Regions from separate parts of the Homo sapiens genome. Here region 1 is linked to region 2. A link is an interaction called in ENCODE POLR2A ChIA-PET data of the cell type or tissue named here. Cell type or tissue: Panc1. All regions are shown on one strand. Links, peaks and the distances in the headings refer to the core of each region. The heading gives the core; the rest is flanking DNA.

What was found. Peaks named below come from ENCODE experiments on the same cell type or tissue, not always from the same donor. Only the 100,000 strongest peaks of a DNase experiment are listed, where the experiment ranks them.
Region 1: POLR2A ChIA-PET joins it to region 2 with 6 read pairs; 1 of 35 experiments calls an interaction of 5 or more read pairs at or near these places.

Annotation. Positions count from the first base shown.
Region 1 is chr12:118,359,455-118,362,377 of GRCh38, reverse strand. All of the region lies in intron 1 of TAOK3 (TAO kinase 3), which reads left to right. Among named protein-coding and RNA genes, the nearest start is that of TAOK3, 12 kb to the left of the region's middle. In Panc1, for the core only: no CTCF peak of the experiment used is centred there; no DNase peak of the experiment used is centred there; H3K27ac peaks cover 1,179 bases.
Region 2 is chr12:119,228,568-119,231,490 of GRCh38, reverse strand. All of the region lies in intron 2 of LOC105370025 (a long non-coding RNA gene), which reads left to right. Among named protein-coding and RNA genes, the nearest start is that of HSPB8-AS1, 46 kb to the right of the region's middle. In Panc1, for the core only: no CTCF peak of the experiment used is centred there; a DNase peak (open chromatin) is centred at 1,495; H3K27me3 peaks cover 213 bases.

The DNA of each region.
Region 1 (2,923 bases), core at 136-2,635, 870 kb after region 2:
TTAAAACATTGTGAGATTTATGTGAGATTTATGCATGGACCTTTTTTTTTTTTTTTTTTTAGCCCATCAGCTATTGTTAGTGTTGGTGTATTTTATGTGTGGCCCAAGACAATTCTTCGTCTTTCATTATGGCCCAGGGAAGCCAAAAGATTGGACACCCCTAAATTTTAGGGTCTATGAAAGCAAAGATTTTTGTTTTATTAATTGCTGTATCTCCAACTCATAGAACAGTGCCTAGCAGTTAGTAGTTGCACAATAAATATTTCTTGACTGACTAAATAGAGAAATTTGACTTTGAGAGTTCCTCCGATTTGTTGGCTAAAAAGGTTTCGTTATTTTAAAAATAAGGAAGTCTCCAGACTGCTTTCCACAGTGGCTGGACTAATTTACATTCGCACCATCAGTGTATAAGCAGTCCCCTTTCTCTGAAGCCTCACCAGCATGTTTTTTTATTATTATTATTTTTATTAATAGTTTGACTATGCTCACTACCTGGGTGATGGGATCCATACCCCAAACCTCAACATCGTGCAATATTCCCATGTAACAAACCTGTGCATGTACCCCCGTATCTAAAATAAAAGTTGAAATTTTAAAAATAATAAGGAAATAAAATCCTAGCCAGGTGTAGTGGCTCACACCTGTAATCCCACCACTTTGGGAGGCTGAGGCAGGTGGATCACTTGAGGTCAGGAGTTCAAGACCAGCCTGGCCAACATGGTGAAACCCCCGTCTCTACTAAAAATACAAAAATTAGCTGGATGTGGTGGTGCATGCCTGTAATCCCAGCTACTCTGGAGGCTGAGGCATGAGAATCGCTTGAACCCAGGAGGCGGAGGTTGCAGTGATCCAAGATCGTGCCACTGCACTCCAGCCTGGGTGACAGAGTCAGACTCCATCTCAAAAAAAAAAAAAGAAAAAAAAATCCTAAGGAAGTAAATGATAGTTTGGAAGAGTAGTATTCATCTGCAAATTCTACTCTCGGGGTTTTACATTTTTCTTGGAGCAGCCTTGAATTTACTATATTTTTATTTCATTGAATACAAATGAAAGCCATTCCTACTACCACACCATACATCCACGATGGCTGTATCTCATTGTGGCTAAAACCTAAGAAAACTCTGTTCACTGTAACGAAGTCTAGTGGAAGCTTGATGACATGGCTTTTAGGCATTAAAGTCTAATAAGACCAAAATAATAATAAAATTCAGTACGGGGGCATTATCCCTTGAGAAAAAATTTCACTTGTTTTGCTTCGATGCTGATATTGACCCTGAAAATTGGTCAAATCAAGCTTCTGATGTTAATTTAGGGTTGTTATCAGTTTTCTGCATATACAAGTAATTGGGTTTGAAATGTGTTTTAAGCCTGAATTAAAATAACTTAGTCACTGATGACTCATAGTGAGAAGTTTTTCCTTTTCCCTGCTGGAACATATGCCTTTACCTCCAACATGGCCTTTTAAAAACAATTAAAACATAAAGAACACTACTTTTGTGTGACAGTTTCTGGAAAAGTTCTGTTTAGGTTTAAATTGGTGACCACTTATTACAATGCTTCTTAGTAACTACACTAACTACAAATGAGTTTCCAAATTTCCATACAAATTTCTTAATCTCTGCCTTTATGGAAGTTTCCTCATTATATATGAAATGCTCAAAAGTCCACTAAATATTATATGAATGACCACAGGGACTTTATTTTGTTCATTATTGTATTCCTAGTGCCTAGAATAGTGCCCTGCACATAGAAGCCAATTAGTAAGCATTTGTTGAATGAAATCACATACTTTTTTTTTTTTTTTTTTTTTGAGACGGAGTCTCGCTGTGTCGCCCGGGCTGGAGTCCAGTGGCGCGATCTTGGCTCACTGCAAGCTCCGCCTTCCTGGTTCACGCCATTCTCCTGCCTCAGCCTCCCGAGTAGCTGGAACTACAGGTGCCCACCACCATGCCCGGCTAATTTTTTTGTATTTTTAGTAGAGATGAGGTTTCACCATGTTAGCCAGGATGGTGTCGATCTCCTGACCTCGTGATCCGCCTGCCTCAGCCTCCCAAAGTGCTGGAATTACAGGCGTGAGCCACCGTGCCCGGCCATACTTTTTTTTTTTTTTCTTTTGAGACAGTCTCACTCTGTCGCCCAGGCTGGAGTGCAGTGGTACAATCTTGGCTCACTGCAGCCTCCGCCTCCTGGGTTCAAGTGATTCTCCTGCCTCAGCCTCCCGAGTACCTGAGATTACGGCCTCCTGCCACCACGCCCAGCCATTTTTGTATTTTTAGTAGAGACTGGGTTTCACCATGTTGGCCAGGCCGGTGTTGAACTCCTAACCTCAGGTGATCCGCCTGCCTCGGCCTCCCAAAGTGCTGGGATTACAGGTGTGAGCCACCACGCCTGACCACATACATTCTTAATAATCGCGCATCTTAGAAAAATAATGAAAGTATTGAAATAAATTTTCTCCAGCTTTTTTGAATTAGGTAATCATCAATTCACAATCATCCTAGTTTGGGTGTCTCTCGGTATTAGCCCAAGGTAGTTCTGTTCGAATAGTTCCTAGCATTGCTTGTGCCAATCTTAAATCTCCTTTAGTGGATCTCTTACAAAAGGAAGGGTGAATTGCCACCACCCATAGGCACTTGCACCTGTGGGAACCAATGGGCGTTGTAACAGGAAATACTTCAGCTTGCAATACTGATAGTAATGTGTGGCACCCAGATCACGCTGTTTTTATCTGCAGTTCCTTTTTAGTATTGTACAAAGTTTCTTGAAGATTTTTAAATACATAAGTTTAAAAGAGAATTAACTTTCAATTTGCAAATTAAAATGAGAATGGTTGCCTTTTCTTCATTATCAAGAGATGGTGAGTTGTCCTCCTGTAAGTAAATTGGTTCTTTTCTTTCTAATATTGTGTTCCTTGAAACCTTAC
Region 2 (2,923 bases), core at 332-2,831:
GGCTAATTCTGATCAGATCACCTGAGCAGGGCCTTGGAGGACATTCTCCAAGATCCCATGAAGCTTTGTCCCCATGCACTTCCTTGGTGGTGTGAACACTCAGCCGGCCACAGCTATCCCATGAGTAAGTAGCCCTATTAGATGTCTCATCTTGTTCAGGGGAGAAATATGACCACTTCTGTCATGAGGGCAAAGCCTGACTGTGCCACACCTGGGCTTGGCTTCTTAGGTCCTCCAGAGGAGACCTTGTTTCTGATGCATTTTACAAGCCGCTTCATAGTGTTACTAATGAATAGGACAGACCATAAAAGCAGGGAGGAAATGAGCCAGCATAACGTTCCCACTGTGAATTTTGGTGAGAAACCCAAAGAATCAACCAGTGGAAAGGACACAGAGCCGCGGTCTTGGGAAGTGTTGTTGAAGGCTGGGGTTTGAAGGCAGAAAAGAACAGAATGGACAACTAGGGACCTTCCAGCATGACTCAGCTGTCTGTGTGTCTGCGTGTGCCTGAGTGTGTGTCTATAAGAAGGAACCATGTGGATGCATATATAGGGGTGCCTGTCATATAAATATCTGGGTCTGAGTAAATGGGAGAAAGCATCATCTAAAACCCCAGGAGCAAACGCTAAGATTTGGTCAGGTTAGAGGAAAATATGTTTCCCCTCCTTCTCCACTTCTACTTCTTGAGAGTATTTTTAGGGGAGGAGGAAGTGCTGAAAAGCTTACTGTAAAGCAAATGAGAGGAAAACTGTTGATAACAAAGTTTCTGCTATTAGGTGGCACAAATGTAATTGAGGTTTTTGCCATTACTTTCAATAATTATTCGTGTCAAGATGTTCACCTGGGTTAGGTGCACCACCAAATCTTTTGAGTAATGCAAAGGAAGTTCCTGGAGTTTGTCTGTGATAGAGATTCACAAAATATTCATTTGCTTAATAAAATGAAAGAAAATTTTGCGGATGTCCCCAGGCCCTGGGAAGTTGGAGAAATACATGTATCAGAGAAGTAAAAGACTGTCTGAAAAATTCCCTGCAGGGTTTGGTTAAGGAGCTTTAAGGATAGAGGCGATGAGTATTACATTGTAGGTTGTTTCCTATTCTACACTGTGCTGTAATTCACTTCTGATGTTGCTAAACCTTCCGTAAAATTCTGTGTATTAGTTGAGGTAAAGGTTAAGCTGCTGTAACAAAGAATGCCAAAATACAGTGGATTACAGAAGACAGATATTTATTTCTCATTCATGAGATGGTCCTGAGGTGAACAGCCTAGGAGTATATTAGACTTTGCTCCACACCTTCACACAGGGACGCAGCTTCCTTCAGTTGTTCTCATCGGCATGATTCAGCTGCATCCAGGCACATTCCTGTGCCTTTGTATAAACGAGCAGGGGGCAAAAGAACACGACCCACCATTTTTTTCAAGCAAGTGAGGCAGTGTTGCACACGTCTCTTTTGTTTATATTTCATTGGTTAGAACTTAGTCACATGATTCGACCTTGCCCCAGGGGAGGCTGGGAAATGTAGTCCCCTGTTGAGCAGCAACGGTTCACTTACGGCTATGGAAGAGAGAATGGAATTTGTTGGAAAACTGGTGGTTTTTATTGTGGTCTTGGACCTAGTCTCTCACGTGGATTATTGTAATAATCTGTCAATTGTACCCTTGCTCTAATCCAGCAATGCCCAAACTTTTGGCTTCCCTGAGCCACATTGGAAGAAGAGGAATTGTCTTGGGCCACACATTATAAAATATACTAACGCTAGCTGATGAGCAAAAAAAAAAAAAAAAGAAAGAAAAAGAAATCCAAAGAAAATCTCATAATGTTTTAAGGAAGTTTATGAATTTGTGTTGGGCTGCATTCAAAGCTGTCCTGGGCTGCATGTAGCCCACGGGCTGCGGGTTGGACAAACTTGCAGTCTAATCAGTGTATTTTGAAAACAATACTGCTGCTAAAATGTGATTCTCTCCTCAGAACTCCCCAGTGGCCTCTGGTGTTCTCTTGGAGTAAAAGCCAATGTCTTTGGAACTGCTTATCAAGCCCCACATGACCCCACCCACCACCCAGTTCTAATCTCATCCCCTCCCACTCACCTCCTTGCTCATTCCCTCCAGCCACACTGTCTTGTTTGCCTTCTTCAAACATGTCAGGCAACTACCTACCTCAGGGCTTTTGCACTGTTGAACCTTCTTCCTGAAGCACTCTTTCTCAGTTAGCCATTATTTCCTCACCTCCTTCAAGTCTTTATTCAAATGCCACCTTCTCATCCAGGCCTTCTCTGACCCCAACCATTTAAAAAGGCAACTCCAACCCCTGATACTCTCTGACTTCCTTCCCCTGGTTTTTCTCCATAGTACATATTACCAACATATATACATATACATAGGTATACATGTTTATATATGTATACATGTTTATACATGTATATAATTTTGATGTAATAATTAGTAGTCAATAAAATACATCAGATATTCAACCCTTTATTATAATATAGACTTTGTGTTAGATGATTTTGCCCCACTATAGGCTAAGTAAATGTTCTGAGCACGTTAAATTTAGGCTAGGCTAAGCTAGGATGTTCAGTAAGTTAGGTGTATTTATGCGGGGTTTTTTTTGTTTTTGTTTTTGTTTGTTTTGAGATGGAGTCTCCCTTTTGTTGCCCAGGCTGCAGTGCAGTGGCGCGATCTCAACTCACTGCAACCTCCGCCTCCCGGGGTCAAGCGATTCTCCTGCCTCAGCCCCCCAAGTAGCTGGGATTACAGGCACCCGTCACCACGCCTGGCTAATTTTTGTATTTTTAGTAGAGATGGGGTTTCACCATGTTGGCCAGGCTGGTCTCGAATTCCTGACCTCAGGTGATCTGCCAGCCTTGGCCTCCCAAAGTGCTGGGATTACAGGTGTGAGCCACCGTGCCCAACCTATTTATGC